2 separate regions of the Homo sapiens genome follow, and region 2 is linked to region 1. The links are chromatin loops, found by intact Hi-C in ENCODE. Cell type or tissue: PC-3. All regions are shown on one strand. Links, peaks and the distances in the headings refer to the core of each region. The heading gives the core; the rest is flanking DNA. Region 1 overlaps EYS (eyes shut homolog). Region 2 overlaps EYS (eyes shut homolog).

What was found. A loop is a pair of places that touch in the nucleus more often than their neighbours do. Peaks named below come from ENCODE experiments on the same cell type or tissue, not always from the same donor. Only the 100,000 strongest peaks of a DNase experiment are listed, where the experiment ranks them.
Region 2: a loop joins it to region 1, with 12 times the contacts of the local background. A loop is called at or near these places in 3 of 110 quality-filtered maps.

What each region holds. Positions count from the first base shown.
Region 1 is chr6:64,003,300-64,019,582 of GRCh38, forward strand. The region is part of intron 33 of EYS (eyes shut homolog); the gene reads right to left. All of the region lies in intron 3 of LOC107986608 (a long non-coding RNA gene), which reads left to right. Among named protein-coding and RNA genes, the nearest start is that of SCAT8, 200 kb to the left of the region's middle. RefSeq lists silencers at 6,074-6,209, 8,937-9,231. In PC-3, for the core only: CTCF peaks have their summits at 9,134 (motif pointing right) and 9,333; a DNase peak (open chromatin) is centred at 9,132.
Region 2 is chr6:64,077,462-64,093,744 of GRCh38, forward strand. It overlaps EYS (eyes shut homolog), which reads right to left. Exons shown (of 43, transcript NM_001142800.2): 32 at 4,395-4,541. Among named protein-coding and RNA genes, the nearest start is that of SCAT8, 280 kb to the left of the region's middle. In PC-3, for the core only: no CTCF peak of the experiment used is centred there; no DNase peak of the experiment used is centred there; H3K27ac peaks cover 1,361 bases.

The DNA of each region.
Region 1 (16,283 bases), core at 4,156-12,155:
AAGTGTAGTAGGGGTCTGGGGGGTTGGAACGATTGTTACTGGGTACAAAAATATAGTTAGAATGAATAAGATCTACTATTTGATAGCACAATAGGGTGACTATAGTCAATAACAACTTAATTGTATGCTTTAAAATAAATAATATGATTGGATTAATTTGTAACACAAAGGATACATGCTTATGTTGATGGATACCCCATTTAAACTGATGTGATTTACACATTGTGTATCTGTGTCAAAACATCCCATATACCCCATAAATATAGACATCCACTATGGACCCACAAAACTTAAAAATTAAAAAAAAATTCCTCAAACTTTGGAAAATTTTTACCTGAATCATCTTGAATATTGCTTTTTGGTATTCTCTGAATGATATGGTTTGGCTGTGTTTCCACACAAATCCCATCTTGAATTGTAGTTCCCATAATCCCCACATGTCATGGGAGGAACCCAGTAGGAGGTAATTGAATCATGGAGGTGGTTACCTCCATGCTGTTCTTGTGATAGTGAGTCAGTTCTCATGAGATCTGATAGTTTATAAAGGGCTTTTCCCCCTCTTTGCTCTTCACTTCTCCTTCCTGCCATCACATGAAGAAGGACATGTTTGCTTCCCCTTCTGCCATAATTGTAAATTTCCTGAGGCCTCCCCAGCCATGCCGAACTGTGAGTCAATTAAACCTCTTTCCTCTATAAATTAGACAGTCTGGGACAGTCCTTTATAGCAGCATGAGAATGGACTAATACACAGAACACTGAAATCTCTACTTGTAGAACTTATGTTAGACATTTTTTGGAAGCCTGTTAAGCAGTCCTCTAAATTTCTTAATCTCGCTTTTACTCTTAAAAAAATCTTCCCTTATTTTTTTCTGTCTGACATTCTTCTTAGGTATCATTTTTTTCTTCAACTGTTTTTAGACTAGAGTTTATCCTATCTACTGAGTTTTAAATGTCTATGAATTTTTTTATTCTCAAGGTTTTGAATATATTTCTTTTTTGTGTTTTATTTCTGCCTGTTATGCTTTTATAACTTTTCCCCATATTTTAACTAATATTTTAATATACTTTCTTATAAAATGTTATTTTTATTGGAAAATATTGGAATTCAGTTTCCACTCTTTAAATAAGGAGCAATAAGTATTATCAAAGTTTGAATCACTTTTTTTTTTTAACTTTTATTTTAGGTTCAGGGGTACCTGTTGCAGTTTGTTATATAAGTAAATTGTGTGTCATGATGTATAGATTATTTCATCACCCAGGTAGTAAGCATAGTACTGTTAGGTAGTCTTTTTGACTGTCATCATCCTCCCACCCTCCACCCTCAAGTAGGCTCCAGTGTCCGTTGTTGCCTTCTTTGTGTTCCCTTTGAGCTAAGCACTTAATATTTACCTCCCACTTGTAAACGAGATTGTGTGGTATTTGGTTTTCTGATCCTGCATTAGTTCACTTAGGATAATGGCCTCCAACTCCATCCATTTTGCTGCAAAAGACATGATCTCCTTTTTTATGGTTGTGTAGTATTCCATGGTATCTATTTACCACATTTTCTTTATCCAGTCTACCACTGATATGCATTTAGGTTGATTCCATGCCTTTCCTATTGTGAATAGTGCTGTGATGAACATATGGGTGCATATGTCTTTTTGGCAGAACAATCTATATGCCTTTGGGGATGTATCCAATAATGCGATTACTGGGTCGAATGGTAATTCTGTTTTAAGTTCTTTGGGAAATTGCCAAACTTCTTTCCACAATGGCTGAACTAACTTACATTCCCTGCAGCAGTGTATAAGAGTTCCTGTTTCTCCACAACCTTGCCAGCATCTGTAATTTTTTGACTTTTTAATAATAGCCATTCTGACTAGTGTGAGATGGTATCTCCTTGTGGTTTTGATTTGCATTTCTATAATAATTAGTGATGTTGAACTTTGTTTTATATGCTTTCGGCCACAAGTATGTCTTCTTTTGAAAAGTGTCTGTTAAGTTCTGTTAAGTTCTTTGCCCACTTTTTAGTGAGGTTTTTTGTTTTTTGCTTGTTAACTTAAGTTCCTTACTGAATCTGTATATTAGATCTTTGTCAGATGCATAGTTTGAAATATTTTCTTCTATCTTACAGGTTGTCTGTTTACTCTGTTGCTAGTTTCCTTTGCTTTGCAGAAGCTCTTTAGTTTAATTAGGTCTTATTTGTCAAGTTTTGTTTCGGATGCTATTGCTTTTGGTGTCTTTGTCATGAAATCTTTGCCAGGGCCTATATTTAGAATGGTATTTCCTACATTATCTTCCAGAGTTTTTATAGTTTTGGGTTTTACATTTAAGTCTTTAATCCATCGTGAGTTGACTTTTATACATAGTGTAAGAAAGGGCTGTAGTTTCAATCTTCTGCATATGGCTAGCCAGGTATCCCTGCACCATTTATTGAATAGGGAGTCCTTTCCCATTGCTTTTTTTGTTAACTTTATTGAAGATCAGATAGTTGTAGGTGTATGGCATTACTTCTGGGCTCTCTATTCTGTTCCATTGGTCTTTGTGTCTGTTTTTTTGTACAAGTACCATGCTGTTTTGGTTACTCTAGGCTTGTAGTATAGTTTGAAGTTGGGTAACATAAAACTTCCAGCTTTGCACTTTTTGCTTTGGATTGCCGTGGTTATCCTGGCTCTTTATCGGTTCCATATGAATTTTAAAATAGTTTTTTCTAATTCTGTGAAGAATGTCATTTGTAGTTTGATAGAAATAGAATTGAATCTGTAAATTGCTTTGGGCAGTATGGCCATATTAGCAATATTGATTCTTCTTAATCATGAGCATTGGTATGATTTACCATTTGTTTGGGTCATCTCCAATTCCTTTCAGCAGTGTTTGTAATTCTCCTTGTAGGGATCTTTTACCTCACTGGTTAGCTGTATTCTTAGATATTACTCTCTCTGTGGGTCTTGTGAATAGGATTGCATTATTGATTTGGCTTTCAGCTTGGATGTTTTTGGTGTATAGAAATGCTACTGATTTTTTTATGTGGATTTTTTTTATCCTGAAACTGCTGAAATTGTTTATCAGTTCTAGAAGCAGAGACTCCTAGGAGCAGATATTTTGGGCAGAGACTATGGTGTGTTCTAGGTATAGAATCAATTGTCTGCAGAGAGAGAGAGTTTGACTTCCTCTTTTCTTACTTGGATGACTTTTATTTCTTACTCTTGCCTGATTGCTCTGGCTAAGACTTCCAGTACTATGTTGGATGAAAGTGGTAAGAGTGGACATCCTTTTCTTGTTCTAGTTCTCAAGGGGAATGCTTCCATCTGGTGCCTATTCAGTATGATGTTGGCTGTGGATTTGTTATCAATGGCTCTTATTATTTTGAAGTATGTTTCTTCAATGCCTAAATGCCTAGTTTATTGAGGGTTTTTGACATGAAATGATGTTGAATTTTATCGAAAGCCTTTTCTGCATCTATTGAGATAATCACGTGGTTTTTGTCTTTAGTTCTATATGATAAATCCCATTTATTGATTTGCATATGTTTATGCAAATATTTCATCCCAAGGATAGAGCCTACTTGGTCATGGTGGATAAGCTTTGTGATGTGCTGCTGGATTTGGTTTGCCCATATTTTGCTGAGAATTTTTGCATTGATGTTCATCGAAGATATTGGCCTGAAGTTTTCTGTTTTTGTTGCTGTGTCTCTGCTGGGTTTTGATATCAGGATGATGCTTAACTCATAGAATGAATTAAGGAGGAGTCCCTCATCCTCAACTTTTTGGAATAGTTTCAGTAGGAACAGTACCAGCTCTTATTTATATTTCTGATATAATTTGTCTGTGAATCTATTTAGTACTGGGCTATTTCTGGTTGTTAGGCTTTCTATTACTGATTCAACTTTGAAACACATTATTGGTCTGTTCAAGGATTCAATTTTTTCTTGGTCCAATCTTGTGAGATATGTGTATCCAGGAATTTATTCATTTCTTCTAGGTTTTCTAGTTTGTGTGCATAGTGGTGTTTGAAGTAGTCTCTGAGGTTTTTTGTTTTTCTGTGGGGTTGGTGGTAATGTCCCCTTTGTTATCTCTGATTGTGTTTGAGTCTTTTTTTTTTTAATTTCAATTAGCCTACCTAGCAGTCTGTCAATCTTATTTATTCTTTTAAAAAAGAAACACATAGGTTTTTTGATCTTTTGTGTGTTTTTTTACATCTCAATTTCCTTCAGTTCAGTTCTGATTTTGATTATTTCTTGTCTTCTGCTAGCTTTGTGGTTGGTTTGCTCTTATTTCTCCAGTTCCTCTAGATGTGGTGTTAAGTTGTTAATTTGAGATCTAACTTTTTGATATGGGCATTTAGCACTATAACTTTCCCTCTTATCACTGCTTTAGCTGTGCCCCAGGAATTCTTGTATGTTGTATCTTTATTCATATTATTTTCAAAGAATTTATTGATTTCTGCCTTAATTTCATTGTTTACCCAAAAGTCATTCAGGATCAGGTTGTTTAATTTCCATGTGATTGTATGATTTTCATCATTTTTCTTAGCATTGATTTCTATTTTTATTGCACTGTGGTCTAATAGTACGGTTGGTATGGTTTTGGTTGTTTAAATTTGCTGAGGATTGTTTTATGGCCAATTTTGTCATTTATTTTAGAGCAGGCACAACACACAGATGAGAAGAATGCATATTCTGTTGTTTTTGAGTGGAGATATCTGTTAGGTCCATTTGGTCAAGTGTCAAATTCAGGTCCTGAATATCTTTGTCAGTTTTCTGCTTCAGTGATCTGTCTAATACTCTCAGTGGGGTGTTTAAATCTCCCACTATTGTTGTATGGTTATCTAAAATTCTTCATAGGTCTCTAAGAACTTGCTTGATGAATCTGGGTCCTGTGATAGGTGCATATATATTTAGAATGATTAGGTCTTTTTTTCGAATTGAACCCTTTACCATTATGTAATAAGTTTATTTATCTTTTTTGATCATTATTGGCTTGAAGTCTGTTTTGTCTGAAATTAGAATAGCTACCCCTGCTGTTTTCCATTTTCTGTTTGCTTAGTAGATTTTTCCCTCTCTCTTGACTTTAAGCTTATGGGTGTCCTTGCATATGAGGTGGTTCTCTTGAATATTTGAATCTTGTTTCTTTATCCAACTTGCTACTGTATGCCCTTTAATTGAGGCATTTAGCCTGTTTACATTCAAGATTAATTTTGACATGTGCAGATTTGATCCTGTCATCATGTTGTTAGTTGATTATCATGCAGACTTGATTGTGTGGTTGCTTTATGGTGTCAATGGTCTATGTGCTTAATTGTGTTTTTGTAGTGGCTAGTAGTAGTCTTTCCTTTCCATATTTAGCACTTCCTTAAGGATTTCTTGCAATGCATGTCTGGTGGTAATGAATTCTCTTAGCATTTGCTTGTCTGAAAAGGATCTTATTTCTTCTTTGCTTTTAAACTTAGTTTAACTGAGTGTGAAATTCATGGTTGGAAGTTATTTTCTTTAAGAATGGTGAATATAGGCCCCCAATCTCTTCTTGCTTTTAGGGTTTCTGCTGAAAGGTCTGCTGTTAGCCTGATGGGGTTCCCTTTGTAGGTGACCTGCCCCTTCTCTCTAGCTGCCTTTAACACACTTTTAATGTATTTCAACCTTGGAGAATCTGACGACTATGTGTTTTGAGCATGGTCATCTTGTATAGTATCTAACAGGTGTTCTCTGCATTTCCTGAATTTGAATGTTGGCCTCTCTAGTGAGGTTGAGGAAATTTTCATGAATGATACCCTGAAATGTTTTCCATGTTGCTTGCTTTCTCTCCTGCTCTTTCAGGGATGCCAATGAGTTGTAGATTTGGTCTTTACCTAATCTCATTTCTTGGAGGTTTATTCATTTATTCATTTTTTATTCATTTTTCTTTATTTTTGTCTGACTGAGTTATTTTGAAGAACTGGTCTTCGAGCTCTGAGATTCTTTCCTCCGCTTGGTCAATTCTGCTGTTAATTTGTGTTAGGAAATTCTCGATTTTTTTTTTTTTTTGGAGACGGAGTCTCACTCTGTCACCCAGGCTGGAGTGCAGTGGCGTGATCTCGGCTCACTGCAAGCTCCGCCCCCCAGGTTCATGCCATTCTCCTGCCTCAGCCTCCCGAGTAGTTGGGACTACAGGCACCCACCACCACGCAAGGCTAATTTTTTTGTATTTTCAGTAGAGATGGGGTTTCACCGGGTTAGCCAGGATGGTCTCAATCTCTTGACCTCGTGATCTGCCCACCTCGGCCTCCGAAAGTGCTGGGATTACAAGCGCGAGCCACTTCTCCCGGCCAGCTTGGTTCTTTCTTAAAATGACCATTTCATCTTTCATCTCCTGTATCTTTTTATTGTACTCCTTAGATTCTTTAGATTTTTTGACTTTGTTCTGAATCTTGATGATCTTTGTTCCTATCCGTATTCTGAATTCAATTTTGTCATTTCAGCCATTTAGGCCTGATTAAGTACCATTGCTGGAAAACCAGTTCAGTTTTTGGAGGTAAAAAGGCACTCTGGTTTTTTGAGTTGCCAGAGTTCTTGCGCTTGTTCTTTCTCATCTATATGGGTTGATATTCTTTCAGTCTTTGAAGTTGCTATCCTTTGGATGTGTTTTTGGTTTGTTTGTTTGTTTTTGCTTTTATCTTCTTTGATTTCCTTGGGGGTTTGATTGTGGTACAAAGTGGGTTCAGTTAACTGGCTTCATTTCTGGAAGGTTTTAGGGGGCCAGTGCTCAGCTCAGCACTCCTGGGCTGTGTGCTCTAACTCTGGGGGGTGGGGCTGGTACCAGACTCCTGGCTTTTTCTCTCTGGCCCCTTGAGGTTATGAACCTGCTGTGCTGGCAGGGCTGAGATATTTCCAGTCCGCTGGCCAGAACGCTCCGGTGAAGGGGAGCTGGCCAAAGCACTGCGTCGGGGTGGCAGCAGCAGGATCTGTGCTCAGTTGCACATGCCTGCACCGTGGCAGAGTACTGGCGAGACTGGGGATGCGGTGCTCCTGCTCTGACAGTGGTGGTGGTGTGGCAGGGGCAGGGTGTTGGCAGGTGCAGGGCTTCCAGCCTCCATGTGTGCATTTGCACTGGTGGCATTGGCTGTGTGTGTGTTTGGTTGGGGGGGGGGGTGGTGGTGTGGAGAGAAGGGGGACAGGGCTGTGGCCTGTAATTTCTCTTTTTAAATAGTAAAATTATTCCTTCATTTATGCTTTCTAGTGTTTTAAAAATACTTTAGAGTTTTTTCAGGCCCTTTCATAAAAATTGTCTTATCTAGAATGATTCCTGTTCCATTGTTGGTTTTCTTGGTTCCTTTTCCAGTATCTTTATGGGTTCTGATATTGTACTGTGCAGGCCCATTTTGAATGGGAGGTATGTTTCTTTTTCTCTCTTTTTGTGTACTCCCATTCTTCATGTCCTGTGTTCTTCTGCTGTGCCCAACCCTACCTGCTGAATGAGAAACGTACCTGATCTTTTGACACTGAAACCGGAATCTTCGCTAAAAGGTATTTGGTAGTTCTGTCCTACAATGATACTGGAAATATTCACAGGTCCATTCACAGAGCTGACAGACTGCTTGGCATAATTCAGGTCATGATACTTTGATTGCATTCTGTTCTCTTCCTGGGCTGGCAGCTTGCTAAAAGTCAGAATTCCAGATGGCAGCCTTTCTCTTTTTCTGAGTATATATATATGAATATATTTATATTCCCTTATATATTTTATTTATCTTTATAAACCTATATCTATATCAGATCTTTCACAAATCTTTTTGAGCAAATAGTTTTAGTTCCTTTTACCTTACAGGAGATAAGCTTTTCTATTTCTAGATTTATATCTTAGCAAGTATGTACTCTTACCTTCTTTGCTGCTTTGCATATTTGTCTATTTCTTGTCTAAAGATATGTTTGTCTTGTTTTTGAACTTGCCTTCATGTTTTCAGTTTTCTTCCTTTATTTTTTCTATCACTGCTAGCACATAAAAGTGTGAAGTTACAGAGTCATCTTGACCCGAAATCCCCCATTTTCTTTTTTTATTATGAGAAAACACAAAAATGAAAGATCAAACTAAGTTCTTGCCTTTGAAGGGACATGTACATAGAAAATTGTCTTTAATTTGTGAGAGGTAGGATGAAAAAAAAGTTAACCAAGCCATTTGGAAGTGCCTTCATGATTTTGCAGTCTTTAAATTTGGAAGGACTAATTTCTTTGGCTTTTCTATCTCAGGTTTGTTTTGTGCTATAGGCATTTGAATGCATCTGTCTCATATTTTTTTTTCCAGTGGTATATTTCAAAAGCACATAAGTAAAGTAGTTTGTTTTTTTTTTTTCCAGAGAGAAATAGAACGTATGGATTTTTTTTTCTTTTTAAGGTACCTATGTTTTATTTGTCAAATCTGGTGGTTATATGAGTTATTGGCATCAAACCATAATGAAATTAAATGCTTTAAAGCAGTATCTCATTGCTGGGCTGAAGGTGTGTGAAACCTAGTTCATGTATAATTGCAGCATGAAGCCATGATGTAACAGTAAGAAAACTGAACAGCACCAACTGCTTCTAGGGAATACTGCAAAATTGATGATGATACTGAATGCTTTCACAGGTGCAAAACATAAATGTTCTTTTCTCTTGTCTTTAGGCTTGGCAATTACCCAACAATAACACTGGCTTGTTTATTTTAGATTTTGGGCATGCATTAACATTGCTAATAAGTTTTTCCTCTCCTCTCCTCTCCTCTCCTCTCCTCTCCTCTCCTCTCCTCTTGTCCCCTCACCCCCTCCCCTCCTTTCCTTTCTTTCCTTTCATTTTCTTAGTTAAATGTTAAAAATGAATGCAAAAATGTCTATCTTCCAGATTTTAATTATTTCCAGATTAATAACTTGAATTTCTGACCAATAATAGTTTGCCTTAATGTATACTGAATAAATGTAAGTCTATTGCTCTGAAGTGAATAGTAGCATATGAATTAAGCATTAACTCAGAACTTTTATTTAAAAGAATCTTCTTAGGCTACATTTAAGATAGAAAGAGGGTAAGTTCAGTTGTTAGCAACTATGATCTCCATGCTCAGCCAGAAGTTTTAGCTGACTAGTGACAGCTCTACATGAGAATAGCTGGGATGGGAGACTCAGAGCCCAGAGACTCAGTATCAGCAGATGGCAGTAAAGGTACATGGCAGAGATGGAGGCACTGAAAGGAATCTGATCCCTACAAAGACTAACTTAAGATCTAATTGATAGCATTATTGTTTTACCTCCCTGTTTGTAACAGGGAAACATGGAAAATATATTTCAAAAATTAGACATTAGGCAGTATGGGTGAAACTGTCCAGAGACATACAGCTTTCCTTACCACTTCACTTATCCAGTGTGATTGTCATGGCTGGGTAAGCAAATTTAAGGAAATGCTGTTTCCTAAAAGTGGGATGGTTTTCATACAGCCCTATCAACACAGCCATATTTCTTGACATTGTCTGTGCAACTCAGCACAAAATAAATGTTAAACAGTATAAAAAAAGGATCACGCATAAAAGCCACAGTGTCAGGACTTTTGTCTAGCAAAAGCAATATAAACACACTGTTTTTAAAAAGCATCCTGTTTTTGCTTAGATCGTCACAGAGTTGGCCAGCCTGACAGTACAAAGAGCTTTGTATAAAAAGCGCTCCATGACCTCTAATAAGTGATTTTTCTGAGCACTTCCTGCCTCTGGATGATAGTCATGTGGCGGTCACTAGTTTTAGATTATATTAGTTAGACTTCTCTCTGACAAAACAGCCCAAATACACTTTATAATAAATTACAGAGAAAACCAAGCCATTTTCCTGTGATGTACTGATATTAAAAAAGGATCTGTGATGATTCCTGAGGACCACTGAAGCAGAAACTTCACTTACTCCCTTGATTAAACAGAGCAGTCGTCAAGGGAACATACAACCAGCCATCACGAGATACTGGAGATTTTCCAAGAACTGTGATTTTCTTTCCGACTACGCTATCCAATTCACGTGCAATGGGACTCGCAGCATATTCTCTAGATTTCATGGTCTCCTGGTAGCGCCTCTAAATGTGTAAATGCCCAGAATTCTCTTGTTTTCTTTAGCCGGTAAAAGCATTCATATAATGACAATTACAATTACACAAATATAAATTTGCATCCAGAAAGCTTCCTGTTTTTTTTGACCTGACATCCATTTCTAACCTCTCTGAACATGTTGATGATGAGTGTCAATGGGATGCTGGAGGAGCCTGGCACTAGCTCGTGAGAGCTAATTTTGCATATCTTTCCCAAATGCCACATTCAGTGAATTCATATTGTTAGCTTGAAATATAGGCCATGGTAAAAGTATTTATTCCAGGGAAAGTGGCAAATGCTACAAATCACCACCCCACCCTTTTTTTTTCCCTGAGAGATGATTCTTAAAAACCAGTATGCCACTGAGTTTCTTGAACATTTCTTAGTAGCATTTAAGTATTCACTTAGAACAAGGGCATTAGGAAAGCTGAAAAGCTCAACTTCACTGTTGCCATTTCGTTTGAGATTTCAGTAAAAAAAAAATTCTTTTTCTTTTTGGAATCTATTATTTCACAGTTCTAGATTGGGCTAATTCACTCTGATGGTGAATGTAAGTTCTAAGAATATTACCCTAAAACCTACACATGTTCAGTTTACAAATACGAGATAGTATTTAATTTTATTCTCCACTTCCAGTACTTATTATGTACTCAATTTATTTGGTTTTTAGTAGTTTTAGGGGTGTTCACTCCTCTGAGTAATCAATTAAAACTCAGGACTTAAAACATTGATTTCTGATCCTTTCATCTCAAACATTTGAACTCACACACACACATATTTTGAAAGAAAGAAGTTTTTTTTTCAAGTTAAAAGACCGTATGGAAAAACTCAATTAGGTAACAAGCAGATCACTTTACCAAAATTTAAACAAAAAGTAATTCAGATGATATTGGTAGGTGGAGATTCACTCACATTAGGTGGTAAATGAAAAGGCCATGTGTGTCCCTGCCATTTTTTTTTTTACAAAGATATGTTACAGTGAGGGATTCTTTTTATAAAATTGCCTTAACATTAAGTATGTAGTTTTTTTGTTTTCTAATAATACTTCAGTTTCCAAATGGTTGGTACTATTTGCAGTACATAATTTTCCTGACAATGCATTTTACTGAGATTTATGAAGAAACAGAAAATATTTTAATGTTAAGATATTTATACTGTATTATGTTTAATCCAGTGAAGTCAGTAATAATCCTAGTTTCACATTTGTATTAAAAATATGAAGAGAGAGTAGATGACTAGAGATGTAAAACATTTAAATTTCTGAAGCACTCTCTGAGCCAAAGTTGTAAATATACTTATCACTCTAAGTGTAAAAAGGCTACAGTGTGATCCATTGGGTGAGTCTTGGATCAATACCTCTTTGGTTTCTGGTTTCTCTACCAGCTAGCACACAGTCTAAATATCCTTTGGCTTGGCTTATTTAGTCTTTTTTTATTTTTTTTTTTTTTGGTTTCTGAGGTTTTAGGTACACCACTTCCCCTTCTAACTGTCCTTTCTATACCCTTTGTCAAACATGACTCCCCCATCTTTAAAATTTCCTATAGGGAGAGAAGAACAGTTAAAACCTTACCCTAGGCAAACTTTCAATTTGGAGATAACCAAGACATGTAAACTTTTAGAAATTCAACCAATATAAAAATAGGTAGAACTGATGAATATCTGTAATCTAGGCTTAATGATTGAAAGAAGAGTTACTAGCCCTTCTTTAAGTCAATTTCTTATAAATAGCTTCCACAAGAGCACTTTCAATTTAAAGATTGAGAAAAATTTAATTGAATAAGTAACCATGATGATGAAAAAAATTGCTTTGTTTTGCACTCTTACAATAGAGATAATAATTCCTGGAGTTGTTTCTGATAAAAAACAATTACACTAAACATTTTGGAATTTTTCCAGAAGATGATACATAAAATTTGAGTAGAACCAAAATCCACATCTCATATAAAGAGAAAAATCACTGATGGTTAGAGACAATGGTTTGAATGTTTTGTACTGCTTTATATAAATAGCAAACTAAATATTGCAAGGCTCATAGGCTCAAGACCACAGGCAAATTTAATAAACTCTAAAAATCTATAATCTGTGTTAATTTTATTTATAAAGTCTCAATCCAATAATGATTTAAGGTAGCTTTAAATATAAGGTAAAATAGCAAAAAATAGAAGAAAAAAAGAAAAAATTGGTAACACAATAAAGGATAAAAGAAATTAGTTTTCAGGGAAATAATTTAAAATACAAATGAAAATAGATCTATTGATTCAACAGACAAATGATCGAATGCCTATTATATAAGAAATGTAGGTGATAGGTGATGGTGAGGTGAAGGTGAATAAAATTGTTGTAATCTGAAGGTCCTCACAGAGGGTAAGAAGGAAAGACATTGTCATTCTCTGAGAGGTCAGTTTTCACTGGAACCAGAGGAAGCATAGCCAGGGCACCTGCATCAGCAGCATAGGTTAGTGTTAATGAGGGCTGACAGGTTTGTGCACCAGCTTCAAGGCTGCATTCAAATAGAGACAGCAAGTAATGCCAGGATGAGTTTACACATAGAACACAAGCTGGGACTTCTTGGTTTCCAGGCTTATGAGGCAAAAAGGAAAGTAAGGAATTCTGAGTGCTGAGCTTTGTTGCTTCTAGGAAACAAAGAAACAAACAAAGGAACTATGTTTTCTCCCATTTTTGGCTTTTTTGCTCCTTTTCTTTAGCAAATTCCATTTCACCACCTGGTACCTTTGGGCTGCTCTGTCCTGCCTCCTATTAAAAGCAATGCAACCAATCAGGACAGACTGGAATAACATGTTTCAAAGTGACAGAGACCTTCACAGGGGTATGTTTTTATTATTAGCAATAGCTTCTTATAATCAAATACTGTATAATGGAATTATTTACTTTATTTAATAAACATTTATATAGCATTTATTATAGACCAGGCATTATCTCAAGTACTTTAAAATATTACACAGCAGCCACCCTCTGAGATAAATGGAAACATTCTTCCCATTTATAGGTGAGGAAATTGAGGCACCTAGGGGTTAAGTAATTTGCTCAAGGTCACAAAGTTCATAAATCACAGTGCTGGGTTATAAACCTGTACGTTGTAGCTCCAGAATCTATGCTATTGGCTGCTGTGTCATACCTTTTTGATTTTTTTTTTTTTTTTTTGAGACAGGGTCTTGCTCCGTCACCCAGGCTGGAGTGCAGCTCACTGTAGCCTCAATCTCCTGATCACATGCAATCCTCCTGCCTCAGACTCCCAAGTAGCTGGGACTACAGGCATACATCACTATGCCTGGCTAATTTTTGTATTTTCTGTAGGGACAGGGTCTCATTATGCTGCCAAGGCTGGCCTCAAACTACTGTGCTCAAGCTATCTGCCTATGTTGGCCTCCCACAGTGCTGGGATTACAGGTGTGAGCCACCATGCTTGGCCTCTTTTTGATTTCTAATGAGGGTATTGTACATTTCTTATTCGTCTCTTGTTAGCTAATCTATCTCTGATTAGCAGCAAATGACTAATTATTTAGCTTAACTGAGACAGGAAAGCTTTTCAATTCCTTTACTTCTGAAGGTATCCCTGTCTCCACCACTCACTCTGTTCTCTTAAGATGGAGGACTCCCTTCTTCCTGTCTCCTTTAATCATAATCTTTCCATCAATTGCACTCCGCATGTCCTTGGTCTTTTTTCCTCTAATTCCTGTCCTCTGCTTGAACCTTCCTAGGCTGCTGTCATATCCATCACTAGGACTGAACTCTTATATGAGTGCAAAGGCAAGGAGGGAAAGCTGAAAGCAAAATCTGTTGAGACCCCACAAACACTCCTTTCTGGACCTTGTTAATAGCAAGTAACAGGAAGGAGAGGGAGGCATACTACCACACCCTGTAGTGTTGGTGGCAGGTTCCTGGCAGGGTACCTAGAAGAGAATTACAGTGCCTGACAGGGCTGTGAGAGTGGATTTATTTGGGAACATCTGTGATCTACAATTGTGGGACTCTCTGCATGCTGGGGGTGGGAGATCTGTGGGTACTGAAGATGTTCAAGAAGCTGCATTACTACAATACGAGATTTCATTTGTTTCCATGGTCTGGTGAGGTCTCATAAAAATCAGGTAATGTCATATTATTCCATAGTTGTTGGTTTTGTGTCTGTTTTTCTCTCTGGCCTTCTGTTCCTCAGGTTCCTCCCTGGTAGCCTCAGCTGTAAGTACAGTACCTGATGCATAATGCACACAATGCACATATGCTGACCTGAAGCCAGTGTACTTGGGTGATGTGGGACCAAACAGGCCAGTGGAACTGTTTCTTAGACAAACCATTTTTCTTTACCTGCTGTCTGCTCTACCCACAGCCCAGTGACAATTCTATCTGCTCTCCCTGTGTGAAAGGTTCATCCTTTAGCACATCTGCTCATTAATATGAAGTGGTGAGAACAGTCAATATGCTCGTAATGATAGACCCAACTCTCAACCTAACTAGCTGTCTATGTTCGGGCAATTTACTTAAACCTCTGGGCAATTTACTTAAACCTCTCTGAGTTTCCTGATACATAAAGGAACTTATACATTTTCATTGACCTTCTAAACCCTTATATTCTCTCATATTGCCCAATGTTCGATTATTTTGTATAAGAAATAATATGTTGGGAAATCAGAGATCCATGCAGTAGCATTTCTACCTCCATTTTATTTATAACCATGTCTTATGTGTAAACCTTGGTGCCAAGTTTATTCCTACTTAGTCCTGAGAAAAGACGTGGAATACACACTTATACACACACACACATACACATATATATACGTATATGTATATATAAATATGTAAATTAAAGCTGAATTCAGGAGTCAAGATATATTTGAAAAATATGCTACCATGGGATATTTCATTTGAAAACGTAAATTAACACAGTTTCCTTTGGAAAGTAGATAAAGAAATAGTTGTGACCTAGATATAGTATAAACCTCAGATTGGATTCATAATAGCATACCTCAGGAAAGTGATCTCTTTTATATATTCAGGGGTTTTTTGTTGTTGTTGTTGTTTGGATGTTTCTTCTTGCTTTCTCATCAAATCTAAACTCTTTAAATATCTGCATTAAGAATATGTTTTGACTTGCACATTGAGTAAGAATAAACTAATACTCATAGGTTTTGCAATTATACAGCCGAATAGCAAAAAATTTTTTGTGGTGTCTCAATTGAAATTTGATTTTGGTAACATTTTTGGTTTTCATATGCTGATGTCTAGCATATGGTAGAAAAATGGCCCCCTCAAAGGTATTTCTATATCCTAATTCTTAGAATCTGTAAATGTTACTTTATTTGGAAAAGGGTCTTTGCAAATGCGATTAAGTTAAAGTTTTTTGAGATGAAGAGATCATCCTGGGTTATTTGGGAGTGTCCTGAATGTCATCACAAGTGTTTTTTTTTTTTTTTTTTTTTTTTTTTTTTGTCGAGACAGAGTCTCACTCTGTTGCCCAGGCTGGAGTGCAATGGCACAGTCTCAGCTCACTGCAACCTCTGCTTCCTGGGTTCAAGCAAGTCTCCTGCCTCAGCCTCCTGAGTAGCTGGGACTACAGGCGCATGCCATCATGCCTGGTTAATTTTTATATTTTTAGTAGAGACGGGGTTTCGCCATGTTGGCCAGACTGGTCTTGAACTCCTGACCTCAAGTGATCCACCCACCTTGGCCTCCCAAAGTGCTGGGATTACAGGTGTGAGCCACCATGCCCGGCTCACAAATGTTCTTATAAGAGAGAATCAGAGAGAGTGAATGATTGGAGACTCAGGGGAAACGGTAATGTGAAGATAGCAACAAAACCTGGAATGATGCAACCACAAGCCAAGGAACACCAAGGAATGCCCTCAGTTGGCAGACGCTGGAAGAGGCAGTAATGGATTTTCCCTCAGGACTTCTGGAGAGAGTGCAGCCTGCCTACATAACATCTTGATTTCAGACTTCTGGTTTCCAGAGCTGTGAGATAATAAATTTCTGTTGTTTTAGGCCACATAGTTTGTGTCCATTTCTTATAGTAGCTACAAGAAACAAATAAAGGGCAAGATATTTTCTTTCTTTCCTTTTTATTTTTTTAAACGGAGTCTCGCTCTGTCTCCCAGGCTGGAGTTGAGTGGCGTGATCTCAGCTTGCTACAACCCCTGTCTCCTGGATTCAAGTGATTCTCCTGCCTTAGCCTCTCGAGTAGCTGGGACTACAGGCACAGGCCACCACGCCCAGCTAATTTTT
Region 2 (16,283 bases), core at 2,687-10,686, 73 kb after region 1:
TGCAAATGAAGAGGCCCCAATAATTCCACTAGCATGTCAATTACTCTTATCTAAGATTGGTCCTTCTTTTGCTTCCTATTTTAAATACAAACATTAAGTAATATAAAGATTGCTTCTGAATCCTCTCCTCCCACTGGAGTTGCTCATGTAATTTGCCTCCTGGGACTTGGTCAGATGTCTTCTCATAATTTTCAAAGATCACATACTTCCACATGGCATGCTTATTTCTTTTCAAAGAAGCAGCACAGAATGGATCCAACTGCATGGTAATATATCCCATGACGAAGCCTCCTGATTGATACTGCTTGTGTAATAGAGCTCATTTTCTGAAAGTGCACCTAAAGAATTTTGTGTGGTCTCATCCCTTCTCTCGTGACCTATTAGTAGCTCCTTTGACTAGGTTCCAGAATTCTGAATTGGTTCAGTGGCAGATTCAAAAAGCTTTCTTTTCATCTTGACTGCTGCTCTCAGAGCTGTCTCTCTCCCACAGAGTGTTCTTTTTTAAGCTATCCTTTCTAAGGATTTTTACCGTAACCCCGTAAGGATTCAAGTTTTATCTTCCTTTTGTTCCTTTTCAACATCAATTAGTTGGTGAGGCAAACTGAGACAAAATAAATGTGCAGTTTTGAACCAGGAATATAATTCAAAGCTGACAGTGGTTTATCAGCCTGATAGTTCTCTATCCTTGTCTCTTAAATATTTGATTTGATATAAAATACAATGTTCAAAAAATGTTTGTGAAATGGAATTGAGTTGAACTGAAATATTTAGGAATTAAAAAATGGCAAAATTAAAATCAAAGCAACTCAAACAAAATCAACACCTAATATTTGAAGTGAAACATCTGTTTTAATTTTCTCACTAGTTTTAATTGCTCCTACACATAATATACTGATTTCAAAGTAAATGCAATTATCCCCTAAGTTAAGGGACACACCTTTTAAATTACCAGTATCTAACTGAATTACAAAAATCTTTGTGCTCATCTGTTGTGAGGCTTTTATGAGGTTGACAGATTCTAAGAGGATAGAAAGTAGCAACCCAGGAAACATTCTGCTGAGGTATTCCCAACAGTGTAGGATTAAATTACCACCTTAAAAATGAACAGAAAGAATGCTTTACAAACAAAAATATTTTCTCCCTTCATGGGCTCTGAAACTCTCTAGAGTAAACAGCTTTGATGTGTCCGGTACTATAACAACAATTATATAAGACAAGGGCAGAAATGGATAATCGTTACAGTGGGATTATTTTCTTACCAATAATTTCTAGTTTGATTGTTTTTGTAGGTCATTGAATAAGGAAGGCAGAAATGATCCTATGGCACTATCATCAGCTTGACTTTTATTGGATTTAGATTAAAGTACGAACTTTAATGGAGTGTATATATGCTTGGCATGTATTTCTCTGGCCTTCAAAGATAACACATCCAAGTGTTGGTATGGACATGAGCCAGGAGCGTGAACCCAGAGCAGGATAATTCCCAGTGGTTGGGTGCTGCTTTAACTATGAGCTGTTTTTAGTTGGTAGAAATAAATTTTCCCCAAGAAAATGCCTTCCAATTCTATATAACTTAAAAAATTGCAAAGCTAGAAAATCACTTTTCTTTGTCTTTCGATTATTATGTTTGTGTCTTTTGTTCTGTTTTTCTTTTGTTTACTCTGCAATGTACTATTACTTCCAAATTTCATGGTCATCTACCAGCACTTAGATTTTGTATAAAAAACAAGTTTTTCTTTTGTATTGTCTTCTCTCTCTCTCTTTTAACATAAATCAGTCAGACACTCTCTAAAGCTATCATTTAAACATGGGTGCCTCTGCTCCTGGGGAATAAATGATACTGGCCTAGCCTGGCAAGTTGGTTTCTTTCTAAAATATAACATAAATTCTTTGTTTTAATTTAATGTTAAAAACTACTAACTTCACCTGGCTTTCCTAAATGCTTCTTTTAGGCATTTTACTCGTAGTCAAATAATAAAATCTTTTATGTATTTTGTTTAGAAAGTGTAGAATGATGAATCAATTTAGCAAACTGTTTCAAAGTAGAGGAGCAAATCGTTTGGGAAATAATAAGTTGCCCCAAAGGGGATAATTGTTTTTTATTTTTTATTTTTTTATTATTTTATTATACCTTAAGTTCTAGGGTACATGTGCACAACATGCAGGTTTGTTACATATGTATACATGTGCCATGTTGGTGTGCTGCACCTATTAACTCGTCATTTACATTAGGTATATCTCCTAATGCTATCGCTCCCCGCTCCCCTGATACCACAACAGGCCCCTGTGTGTGATGTTCCCCTTCCTGTGTCCAAGTGTTCTCATTGTTCAATTCCCACCTATCAGAATATGCGATGTTTGGTTTTTTGTCCTTGCCATAGTTTGCTGAGAAGGATGGTTTCCAGCTTCATCCATGTCCCAACAAAGGACATGAACTCATCATTTTTTATGGCTGCATAGTGTTCCATGGTTTATATGTGCCACATTTTCTTAATCCAGTCTATCATTGTTGGACATTTGGGTTGGTTCCAAGTCTTTGCTATTGTGAATAGTGCCACAATAAATATACGTGTTCATGTGTCTTTATAGCAGCATGATTTATAATACTTTGGGTATTACCCAGTAATGGGATGGCTGGGTCAAATGGTATTTCTAGTTCTAGATCCCTGAGGAATCACCACACTGTCTTCCTCAATGGTTGAACTAGTTTACAGTCCCACCAACAGTGTAAAAATTCTCCACATCCTCTCCAGTACCTGTTGTTTCCTGACTTTTTAATGATTGCCATTCTAACTGGTGTGAGATGGTATCTCATTGTGGTTTTGATTTGCATTTCTCCGATGGCCAGTGATGATGAGCATTTTTTCATGTGTCTTTTGGCTGCATAAATGTCTTCTTTTGAGAAGTGTCTGTTCATATCCTTCACCCACTTGTTGATGGGGTTGTTTGTTTTTTTTCTTGTAAATTTGAGTTCTTTGTAGATTCTGGATATTAGCCCTTTGTCAGATGAGTAGATTGCAAAAATTTTCTCCCATTCTGTAGGTTGCCTGTTCACTCTGATGGTAGTTTCTTTTGCTGTGCAGAAGCTCTTTAGTTTAATTACATCCCATTGGTCAATTTTGGCTTTTGTTGCCATTGCTTCTGGTGTTTTAGACATGAAGTCCTTGCCCCTGCCTATGTCCTGAATGGTATTGCCTAGGTTTTCTTCTAGGGTTTTTATGGTTTTAGGTCTAACATTTAAGTCTTTAATCCATCTTGAATTAATTTTTGTATAAGGTGTAAGGAAGGGATCCAGTTTCAGCTTTCTACATATGGCTAGCCAGTTTTCCCAGCACCATTTATTAAATAGGGAATCCTTTCCCCATTGCTTGTTTTTCTCAGATTTGTCAAATATCAGATAGTTGTAGATATGCGGCATTATTTCTGAGGGCTGTGTTCTGTTCCATTGGTCTATATCTCTGTTTTGGTACCAGTACCATGCTGTTTTGGTTACTGTAGCCTTGTAGGATAGTTTGAAGTCAGGTAGCGTGATGCCTCCAGCTTTGTTCTTTTGGCTTAGGATTGACTTGACAATGTGGGCTCTTTTTTGGTTCCATATGAACTTTAAAGTAGTTTTTTCTAATTCTGTGAAGAAAGTCATTGGTGACTTTATGGGGATGGCAGAAAGTGGCCATACTGTCCAAGGGATAATCTGTTAAGGTACTAAAGACATTACACCTCCAATATGAGGAATTGTTAAAATGATTGTGCATTTATTTCAAAAGAGAAAACAATTGTCAAATTTTGAATACTGCTGGTAATACACCTTAGTGATGTTCATTCACAGAAGAAAGAAGCCCATACATTCTGCTTATAGAGACCTTTATGAGCAAATTGCATAATAATGCAGAGAACTCTGGATGTAAAGACATTTCCTTAAGCAAATACTGTTAATACTACTTAAAAAAAAACCAGCTTATATCAAGATAATAGATGTTACTAAAAGAGTGGTAGGAATTTACTTGATTGTCAAATGAACCCCAGCTTTGGAATGCCTTTTCCCAAGTTATCAAGTATTGAATGTAATTCATATTTAGTGATTTATATCATAAAAGTATGCTCTGAAACATTTGCAGCATTTGTTTTACTGCTATAGCCATATGCTGTCAAATTCATATGCTTGCTAAATTCTGTCTTGTCAGCTCAGATCCTGTTTGTAAGTCACGTTCCATTGAATGACTCATAAAGAAACTTCTAGAGAAACTACAAAGAACTAAAATTTCTCTTTGGTAATGCTTCATGCACTGGTCTGGAAAAATTCTCTCACAATATTTAAATGAATAAATCATTGATTCAATAGATCAACGTTTGAGAAAGAAACATGACATACAAGAAGTCAAACATTTAATACTCACTGTAAAGAATAGTTCCATTTAAACTGTTTGTTTTTATAGTCAAGTAGATGGTAACAGTTCTGTTATGTTCCTTCTCCAGGACAAACTTCAAAAAGGGCAGTTCTAAATAGGAATTCCCATTGAAAGATGGAAAGAATAAACCTGCATCTAAAAAAGAAAATGGTATTAATATGTTCTGATAGCATTATATTGCTACTCAAGTAGATAAAAACTTAGCATTTATAGTTAGCATTCATTTGAAAAGGTAACACTAGTATTTAAAATGTTAGGTCCAATTTTAAGAACTTTAGATATAAAGTGTAATAAATTTATATTTATTGCCTCAAATAATTCACTACCAGTACAGAGGAAAAGACTGAATAAGAGTTATAATTTGATGTTTATGGATGGGTTTTAAGACATAACAAACACTCTAAAATTGTCTGAAAAAAATTTGTGTACTTGCATTGTGAAATCAGTGTTTCACCAGATTCTTTTGCGATATTTTGTGATGTGAAGGTTGTATTGTTTGTTAATTTTTAATTTTTGTGTTTACATTGTAGGTATATATATTTATGGGTTTCATGAGATATTTTGATACAGGAATACAATGTATCATAATCACATCAGGGTCAATGGAGTATCCATCACCTTAAGCATTTATCCTTTGGGTTACAAACATCAAGATATACACTTAAAATTGATAAATTTTATTTGATGTAATTATATGTCAATAAAGTGAAAAAAATTCTGTGACACACAAAGGTTAGAGAACTGTCACACAGAGGAATTTTATTAATGTTCATTAATATTTAGTGCTTTTCAATAATACTTAGTTATTTTATAAGTAGTATTACTATAATATGCAAGGTTATTAGTTTTAGACTTATAGAATTATTTGTATTTTAAATAATCTCACAAAATCTTGGTGCACATAAAATTTAAAACATTTCATTGTTATAGATCTATATTCATATCTATTAAAATATAATTGGTACATAGAACAAGTGTAACACATGGTATGTTGAAAATGCAACTTCTTTAACATTTGGTAATAAAAAAAAGAAAATGCAACTTCTTTTTTTTTTTTTTGAGATAGTGTCTCATTTTATCAGCACAACTGAAGTGCAATGGAGCAATCTCGGCTCACTTCAGCCTCAAACTCTCAGGCTCAGGTCATCCATCTGCCTCAGCCTCTGAAGTAATTGGGACTACAGGTGTGTGCCAACACGCCTGGCTAACTTTTGTATTTTTAGTAGAGACAGGGTTTCACCATGTTGCCCAGGATTGTCTCAAACTCCTGAGCTCAAGCAATCTGCCCACCTTGGCCTCCCAAAGTGCTGGAATTACAGATGTGAGCCACCATGCCCAGCCAACTTTCTTTTTTGTCTTTCTCACAATGGGGGGAATTTTCTCTGCCACTGGACGGAAATTTAGTATTTCCGATTATTTTTACCATCTCTCTAAGTCATACAGTGAGTGAGAAACTAATATCCAGTCTAAGAAATTTAGTAACAGTTAAATCTTCCATCAGAGATATGATTTCTCCTATCCTCCTTCACCAGCCTATCTCTGTAGGGTGGCCTGACACCTGCTGTCTTCCTTGAGGGGCAGAAGTAACCTGGTTTCTGTTCTTCTTTTTATCACCTCTCCTAAGGTTAGCTGCTGTTTCTGACCCTTCCAGCTTTGAATGGGGAGAAAGTAAGGTGGGGTGGAAAGGAAAGACTACACAGTAAAGAAGAGCTGTTAGAAATGGCAATTGTACTGTTGTAACCAGGCATCTTGCTCTTTAGGAAGGGAACATGTTTAAAACTGGTTGTTTCTTTCATGGTAGGGATGCCAGATAAAATACAGGATGCTCAGTTAAATTCAAATTTCAGATAAATAACAAATAAGTTTTTTGTTGTTATTTGTTTGTTTTTTGAGACAGTCTTGCTTCGTTGCCCAGGCTGGAGTGCAATGGTGCAATCTTGGCTCACTGCAACCTCCACCTCCCGGCTTCAAGCGATTCTCCTGCCTCAGCCTCCTGAGTAGCTGGGATTACAGTCATGTGCCACCATGCCTGGCTAACTTTTGTATTTTTAGTAGAGACGGGGTTTCACTATGTTGGCCAGGCTGCTCTCTAACTCCTGACCTCAGGTGATCCACCTGCCTCAGTCTCCCAAAGTGCTGGGATTACAGGCGTGAGCCACTGTGCCCAGCCTAAATAAGTTTTTAGTATAAGTATGTCTCAAACATCACATGAAATATACTAAAAATAGTGCTGTTTATTTGAAATTTAAATTTAAGAATCCTGTAATTTTAGTTGCTAGATCTGGCAACACTATGACTCATGAGCATTTATTCAATCTTTGGAAACCTTTGTCAACTGCCACGCCTAGGATTTGCAGCCATACCCTGCCTTCTTTCTTGTCACTTCTATCTTGGTCTTGCTCTGATTTTTCAAACTCTTGTTGTTGACAGTGATTTGCCTGTGTCAGTGCAAACATTGCACAGATTAAGTTAAGTAGGCAAGGATGACTTTTCCCAAGGCTATTGCAATAAGGGAGAGGTCAGAACTCAGTCTGAGCTCAACTGCTTTGTAATAAAGTAAAGGGTGGGAGAGTTTTTAAGAGCTGGAGTGAGAGAGAACACAGGCTGTCTGTGTTTGCTAATTGGCTTTATTCAAAGGATAAGTAAACTTTCTCTTATCTTTGTATTAGGACATAGTTTTACAACTAGGAATCAAGGCACCCATTGAAGTTAGTCTTATACCCTCCCCTAGAGGTGGACAGATGGGCTGCTGTCTTCTTTTATGATTACATTTTGGGGGAGCAGTGGTTCCAAGAACCTTAAGAAAGATTCCTGGCTGGTAAAACTGACAAGATCTTTAAAAGATTTATGTTTCAAAGGCAACAGAGAAATAATGTAATACGGAAAGTTTTCTAAAGTAAATGCTCCAAGGACCTAGTCAGGAAGAAACCTTTCTAAAGTTTAGTTAAGCTAAGAAGAGTGTTAAGGCCATCTTAGTCACTTAACAAGCAGCATTTGGGAAGAACATAAAATGACTTCAGGCCAGTTGCTTTTCCTGAGGGGTACATATCTAGTCCGTGGTAAAGACTCTTAAATTCCTGGTCATCTCCTGCCCTACTGTATGTGGGGTATAGTTAATTTCCAACCAAACTCTGTCTCTGTTTTTCTTCTGTTGTTTTTTTTGAGACAGAGTCTTGTTCTTTTGCACAGGCTGCAACTGTGGTGCAGTCTCTGCTCACTGTAACCCCCGCCTCCCGAGTAGCTGGGATTACAGGTGCATGCCACCATGTCTGGCTAATTTTTGCATTTTTAGTAGTGATGGGTTTTCGCTATGTTGGCCAGGCTGGTTGGGCTCCTGACCCCAAGTGATCCACCTGCCTAGGCCTCCCAAAGTGCTGGGATTATAGGCGTGAGTCACCCTGCCCAGCCCTCTGTCTCTTTCTCTCTCCCCCTCCTTCTCCTTCCAGACGCGCGCGCGTGCGCACGTGCGCGCGCACACACACACACACACACACACACAGTGCTGCTTTAGCTCAGCTATGAATGTATGACTATAGGTCAACAGTCCATGGTGCTACTTTCTAAGTGATCCAGCTGTAGCTATCTCCAAACACATTGTCAGGTACGGTGGGTGGAAGAGGGTGGGGAGTGAAGTCCACAAGATAGCCTTCTTCAAAAACATTTTCTCAAAATTATCTCTTAAAATCTTCTGGTCCAAATACATACCCTTTTTAAATCAAGAATACTTTCTAGTTAAATCTTGCTTTTAGGTATGGCACCTCATTTGTTTACAGTGTTATATCCTGTTGTGCAAAAGAAAGTTTATTTTTAATATCCTGTTTATGCCTATAACTTGTGAAGGTTAGTTGTTAGAATCAGGTATAAACAATACAACTTAACTATTATTAAACTGCTTTACTTAAGTTATATGGTATCACAAAAGTTACCGTTTGTTGGCCTTCTACACACAATCTTTTACTCTTAGAAATTTACCTACCTGGTTCTGCATTTTATTGAATCTGTTTTTTCAAAGGTTATTAAGGCCTTGTTAGCAAGTTCTTCATCGGTGCTTATGAGCACTGATGCCTAGAAATCTCCATAATACTAAGCCGTCATTTTTATTAAAACTTTCTCTTTCCTTGTCTTTCATGACACTGTTCTGTACTTTGGCTGTCTTCTTACCTACCTTTTGCAGACTGTTTCTTCAACCACTTTATAACACACATAGTTTCCAAGGCTCTGTCCTCTGTCTTGAGTCCTCTAATCATTTCTGACTTTTCTACATCTGCTGCTCCTTCAGTTTCTAACTCATAGTACTTAGTGTTCCAAGCTTAGAAACTCAGCATCATTATCTACTCGTCTCTTCCCAAACTAGTTGCTAGATCCTGACACTTGCTTAAATCAAAGCTTTTGTCTTTCCTTCTGCTACCACAACCCTTTAAGTTCTCATTGTTTCAACTGAACTGTTGCAGTGGCTTCTTTCTAACTTGCTTTCCTTCCTACAGTGTCTATTAGTTGTCATTGCTGCCATGTCAATTTTATTCAATCATAATTACCTGAGACCTTTGGTCAAAAACTTCAGTGGCTACAGTATAATTATCAAGTAAGCCAGGCCCTCCATGGTCTTCCTTTTTAGTGCTTCTACACATACATATCTCCTGCTAAGGTTGAACCAACTTTCTTTTGTTTCTCTACTTGTGTTCATACTGTTCTATCTTTGTAGAACGTTCTTCCTCAAATCCTAGGTATAAAATTTCTCCCTTAATTCAAGGCCTACTTGAATATTCTCCCAAATTTGAACTCCTCAAAGCATTGTATCCGCAACTTTTTTAGTCTATGTATTGTTTTTTATCCTACGTTACAATTGTTGGCATAAATATAGAATTGATAATATAGTAAACCTAATAATTTGGATGAAGGCAGTGAAGTGACTTTAATTAGTAGAAATAGAATGTCCTAAGCATATGAATTCTAAGAAGGCACTGGGGAAAATATGAGTTAAGGAGGTGAGTTTCCTTTCCTGTGACCAGAAACGATTATAACATAGTTGGAATGTCACTTATGGAGCAGAAGGTTTGCAGATGCTGAACTGCACATGCATCAACTTTTAATGATAGAAGAAAAGCCATATACCAATCAAGTTAAGATGCAATGTAACTAGCTAGACACTAGGAGAAGTTTGGATATGAATTTGGATACCATTAGTAGAGGAAAATGGTTAAGTTTACAAAGAGATGGACTTGGCTTGTAAATAAATAGGATCCTTAGCATATAACTTGGAAACTATTTGGATGTTGCATATCTGTTGATTCTACCATAGATATGGTTTTAGACAGTTTCTTCGTGTTATTTTTGCCTATCTTACTGGGAGTCACTAATGAATTCAACGCATTCAACAAACATCTATCAAGTGACTACTACATCCCAAATACTCATCAGGGAATACAGTGTTGAGCAAATATATAAAGATTACCCTAATGGAGCTTAGATTTTAGCTTCATAGAAGGAAACCCCAAGTTAGGAGTTGCACATGTTTTTGGGAGGTCCTGGACAAATGTGCCATCATGTTCTCTTGACCATTTTTCTTGACATTTGTTGTCACCAGGAGCATTGAAACTAATGTGAGATGGAAGACTAGATAAAAAGGAAAGTCCATAAGCCTATCTCATCTATCCTCCTACAGTATACATTCTCTGAAGAAAAGATCTGTGTTTGATTCACCTTTGATCCCCCTATGGCATGTCCAACTTTGCACATGTTAGGCAAATGCTATATTCTTTGATAAATACAAATACAACTAAAATGATCATACATGGTAGTTTGAAAACAAAAATCAGAAAAATATTTTATAAATAAAATGGGATGAGAAAAGGTAATGATGAGATTCCAGCATTTTTCTTGTTGTTAGGGCTTTTCACACTATTGATAAGTCCACCAGAAAATGTTTGAGAAAGGATAGTCTTTATATATGGGTTTATATATGAATTAAATTATTTGGTTTTATAATTAGGTTTTACTTATTCTGAGAAGCAATGAACTCACAAAGTACAATAAAAATATAATTCAATTTGCTAAAAAATGACTTCCGTGTTGCTTTGCAGGAGCACATCTATTATATAATTCAGGTGCACCTGCCTACTTTCTGGCTCACACACTCTTTGAACCTGTTTTCAGTGCTGACAGGTTTTATGAAAATTATGACAGGAAACAACAATTATAAGCAATAAACATTTGCTATTGAATTGCTTTCTAACCATATTAATTTTCATTATCACCGTGTTTAGTGGATATGTTGAAAAACAGAACTGCCCTGAATATGGAAAACAAGACTAATTGGGGTTAGGCAGAGTGTTTTCCCGCTGCTTCCAAAAGCCTCTTCAGGCGATGCTATTTGAACACACTCCAAATTTATTTCTCTTCCAATTATAAATGAAAAAAGCAACAAGGTCTTTATACGAAACATGTATTAAACATCTTACATATAGTATACTATATTACTTATAGTATTGAATTACTGGGTACTGACTACAAAATGACATCTAAAATATACTCTGCAATGTTTGAATGTCTTAAAAGATCATATAGACTTATCAAACTAATTATATTAACTTTGATATGATTCACAAAATAAAGTTAATTTTGAGTCATGGGAACATCTAATAAATCAAGATGGAGAATCTTTTAAGTTCCTAAATTATATTAAAAAAAATCTCAAATTGGCAAAGGAAGCTATGAAAGCACAGTATTGAGTTTGAAATAACTTATGCTAAAAGTATGGATTATCATTTTTATTATTTTTTTTAACCAAGCATAGTTCTGTAGTATGAATCAGGGCCACTATCAATAACAACTCATTGAAATTTTATCCAAGAGAGTACAACAGAATATTATAAAGAAAACACAAAAGAGATGAGTATCTTTACCCTGAACACAACGCAACTTAGCAGAATAAAAGTTAGTGATTCTGAATAGAAATGATGCCCCTTTGTCTACAGCACAAATCCCCTTAGCCTTCTATAAAGGCCTTCTATTAGCTAACCTCAGAGTCTGACACACTAATACACATAAAGCTACAAATACAATGGGTCACAAATTATTCATATACAAGTTGATTGTATTTCTTGGTACCAGAAGAAACAGAATATTGTTTGCTATTTCTTTATAATGGAAATAGATTTGATTTACTCAATAGAAATTAAAAATTAATACTACTGATGTTTTTGTTGAGTAGTTTTTCACCTTCCCCAGAAAGGACATCGTACAAACTCTGTGACGAAGTTTATAAAAAAGAAGGTGACTGAAATGATGCAATTATTATTTTAATTTAAAAATATTACATTTTCCACTTATGAGTCTAATTTTATTAAAATCTGTGATTTAAATGAATATCACCAGTTTATAAGTCCATGTATCTCCTTTCCTGAAGAAGCATTCATTAAAAAAATAAGTCTAACCAATAATATTCAAAGGTTTAGAAACTATAATTACCTACATTTATTATAATATTATAAAATTAAATCTCAAGATACATGAAATTTTAAATACTATATATAAATAAGAATCAATTTATAATTTTCAGTGATTACAATTAAAATGATTATAATTATGATTATCAATATCTTAAATATTTACATATAGTACAAACACTAAATATAATACTGTATATCCTATAATATAGTATATATAAATTATACTAAACTTTTTTACCACATTATACATTTTTGCTTATTTTAGAATTTAAAAAATTTAGATTTAGATGACTTGAGTTTCATAGACTAAATTATTACACTTACTTGAATAATTTCTTCACATTAGACATTCACATTTCTATTAATCCATAAACACTGATAAATTTGTTAAGTGCTGATAAAAATTTACTACTCTCTTGTTGCTGTTAGTACAGCTGTTATTTTTGCTACATCTATTTTTCCCCCACAGAAGAGAACTTCTAAAAATCAGCAGAACTAACATTTCTCCTTTTGATTGTACCTACTTCATTCCTTCATTTAAAGCATGAAAAGAACTGCTCTACATCTGACCAAAGCAATGCACAAGGAAACAATGTTTTAGAACACCCTTTCTCATCCTTCACTGTCACTTCCAATCTAGCATTACTTTTTCATCCCTGATTTCTCTGTTAACAGTTGATCATCATGATTTGCTATTTGATCCTGTCAAAAATCTGAGGCCCCAAAGCTCTGACCCCACTTCCTTTCTCTTACTAAATAAAACATCGTTTAGCACACCAACAAGATCTTCAATGCAGGAAAAATAAAACTAGGACAAGAAAGGTATGAAAAACTATCAATATTTCTCATTGTACTTGACATGCCATAATAGCTACCATTCTCTCTCTAGTCTATTCTTAAATCTTTTCTACTTTAGAAATTCTCCCTGAGTGATCTCATTTGTTCCTATAACTTTAGCTACTTTCTAATTTCTGAAAACTGTCAGATTTTAATCTTTAACATAGATAGAGCCTGACTTAACATATTCATCTGTTTAATGGACAGATTCACTTGGAAAAATATAGGTAACCTAAACTTAACATATTTAAACCCATTTTATTATTTTTCTTCTTTGAAATGTAATCTTTTTCAATATAGAATTGATAATACCTTTCTTGTTATCAACACAAATATATACTTCTATTGCAGCTCTTATTCAACTGCATAGTCCATTTTTTTTGTATGACTCACCATGTGACAGCTGTGAGTTCCTTAAATGCAGGCAGAGTGGCTTAATTTTTTTTGTGTGTCCTCAGAAAATAACACATTTTTGGCAAATACTCAACGTTTGATGGCTGAAAAAACATGCCTCTAATTTTTGTCTTGCGTTTAATTTTAGAATTTCCATCTATCAAGTTATTCAAATAACAATTTTGTCATAGTCATCCAAACTTCTTCCTTTGTTCCTCTTCCCATCCTTCCACTCACCACATCATTCTATATTTGGTTATTTAATTCAAATGGTTCCTCTTCACTTGGAATGCCATCTTCTTCTGCCTGTACTATTTGAATACCTCCTAACTTGTCTTCATTCCTTTCATATCTCCTCTGTTAATTACTGCCAAATGGATGTTATTTAAACACAAATTTGAATTTATTCTGTTTAAAGAGTCTTCCCTGGTCCTTCATTGGCAGCAAATAGTAACCCTTTCAGTTTGGCATCGAAGACTGTTCTTAACTCACCTTCCAAGACTGCCTGATTCCCTAATTACCCCATGTGATAGCCACACTCTACTACTTGGCACTTTGAACATTCATTAATTTTGAAATTAATAAATTTGTAATATTGTAATTAACATACATTAATGATTCCATTAATATACTTAAAGCATATTGGTCTTTACCTCGTCTTAAATCATTTCAGTAATTTTATCTTTTGAAAACATTTATCCCTTTCAGAGAAGTCTTCAGACACATTGCCGTTGATTTATATATAGACTATAATACTTTTAAAGTATACTTTGTCAATGGTTATGTCCTTATTTTATCTCTGTTGTTCTAAAATTTCTTCCCTCACCCCCAGATTAACCTTTCCCAGAGACAGAGAAAGCCAGCAAGGGTCTGGGCTGCTGTGATGCTTTAATTAAAAGTGTTCCACTCTGTTCTGTTTTTTATTGAGGGTACATGAGTAATATTTTGCAAAATATGTTTGCAGAGTTTTATTAAGAAAGGGCATGCAGGACTGACTTCACATGTGAAGCTACAATTAAGCTGCTGCGTGCTATGACCCAGGCCTCTACGTTGATGGTCCCCAGACTTGTTCCCATCATGGCTGGGTGGATCAGGCACTGAGAACATGACTCGTGCTGTTTAAACATGACCATGTGATTGAAACTAGGTGCCAATTAATTAATTCTTAAAATATATCACTTTAATACAGCTTGGGATACTGACATTGTCTTTTTTTTAATTATACTTTAAGTTTTAGGGTACATGTGCAAAACGTGCAGGTTTGTTACATATGTATACATGTGCCATGTTGGTGTGCTGCACCCATTAATTCAACATTTACATTAGGTATATCTCCTAATGCTATCTCTCCCCACTCTCCCCACCCCACAACAGGCCCCAGTGTGTGATGCTCCCCTTCCTGTGTCCATGTGTTCTCATTGTTCAATTCCCACCTATGGGTGAGAACATGCAGTGTTTGGTTTTTCTGTCCTTGCGATAGTTTGCTGAGAATGATGGTTTCCAAACTCATCCATGTCCCTACAAAGCACATGAACTTATCATTTTTTATGGCTGCATAGTGTTCCATGGTGTATATGTGCCACATTTTCTTAATCCAGTCTATCATTGTTGGACATTTGGGTTGGTTCCAAGTCTTTGCTATTGTGAATAGTGCTGCAATAAACATACGTGTGCATGTGTCTTTATAGCAGCATGATTTATAATCCTTTGGGTATATACCCAGTAATGGGATGGGTGGGTCAAATGGTAATTCTAGTTGTAGATCCCTGAGGAATCGCCACACTGATACCTACAATGGTTGAACTAGTTTACAATCCCACCAACAGAGTAAAAGTGTTCCTATTTCTCCACATCCTCTCCAGCACCTGTTGTTTCCTGACTTTTTAATGATTGCCATTCTAACTGGTGTGAGATGGTATCTCATTGTGGTTTTGATTTGCATTTCTCTGATGGCCAGTGATGATGAGCATTTTTTCATGTGTCTTTTGGCTGCATAAATGTCTTCTTTTGAGAAATGTCTGTTCATATCCTTTGCCCACTTTTTGATGGGGTTCTTTGTTTTTTTTCTTGTAAATTTGTTTGAGTACATTGTAGATTCTGGATATTAGCCCTTTGTCAGATGAGTAGATTGCAAAAATTTTCTCCCATTTTGTAGGTTGCCTGTTCACTCTGATGGTAGTTTCTTTTGCTGTGCAGAAGCTCTTTAGTCTAATTAGATCCCATTTGTCAATTTTGGCTTTTGTTGCCATTGCTTCTGGTGTTTTAGACATGAAGTCCTTGCCCATGCCTATGTCCTGAATGGTATTGCCTAGGTTTTCTTCTAGGGTTTTTATGGTTTTAGGTCTAACATTTAAGTCTTTAATCCATCTTGAATTAATTTTTGTATAAGGTGTAAGGAAGGGATCCAGTTTCAGCTTTCTACATATGGCTAGCCAGTTTTCCCAGCACCATTTATTAAATAGGGAATCCTTTCCCCATTGCTTGTTTTTCTCAGATTTGTCAAATATCAGATAGTTGTAGATATGTGGCATTATTTCTGAGGGCTGTGTTCTGTTCCATTGGTCTATATCTCTGTTTTGGTACCAGTACCATGCTGTTTTGGTTACTGTAGCCTTGTAGGATAGTTTGAAGTCAGGTAGCGTGATGCCTCCAGCTTTGTTCTTTTGGCTTAGGATTGACTTGACAATGTGGGCTCTTTTTTGGTTCCATATGAACTTTAAAGTAGTTTTTTCCAATTCTGTGAAGAAAGTCATTGGTAGCTTGATGGGGATGGCATTGAATCTATAAATTACCTCGGGCAGTATGGCCATTTTCACGACATTGATTCTTCCTACCCATGAGCATGGAATGTTCTTCTATGTGTTTGTATCCTCTTTTATTTCATTGAGCAGTGGTTTGTAGTTCTCCTTGAAGAGGTCCTTCACATCCCTTGTCAGTTGGATTCCTAGGTATTTTAGTCTCTTTGAAGCAATTGTGAATGGGAGTCCACTCATGATTTGGCTCTCTGTTTGTCTGTTGTTGGTGTATAAGAATGCTTGTGATTTTTGCACATTGATTTAGTATCCCGAGACTTTGTTGAAGTTGCCTATCAGCTTTAGAAGATTTTGGGCTGAGATGATGGGGTTTTCTAGATATACAATCATGTCATCTGCAAACAGGGACAATTTGACTTCCTCTTTTCCTAGTTGAATACCCTTTA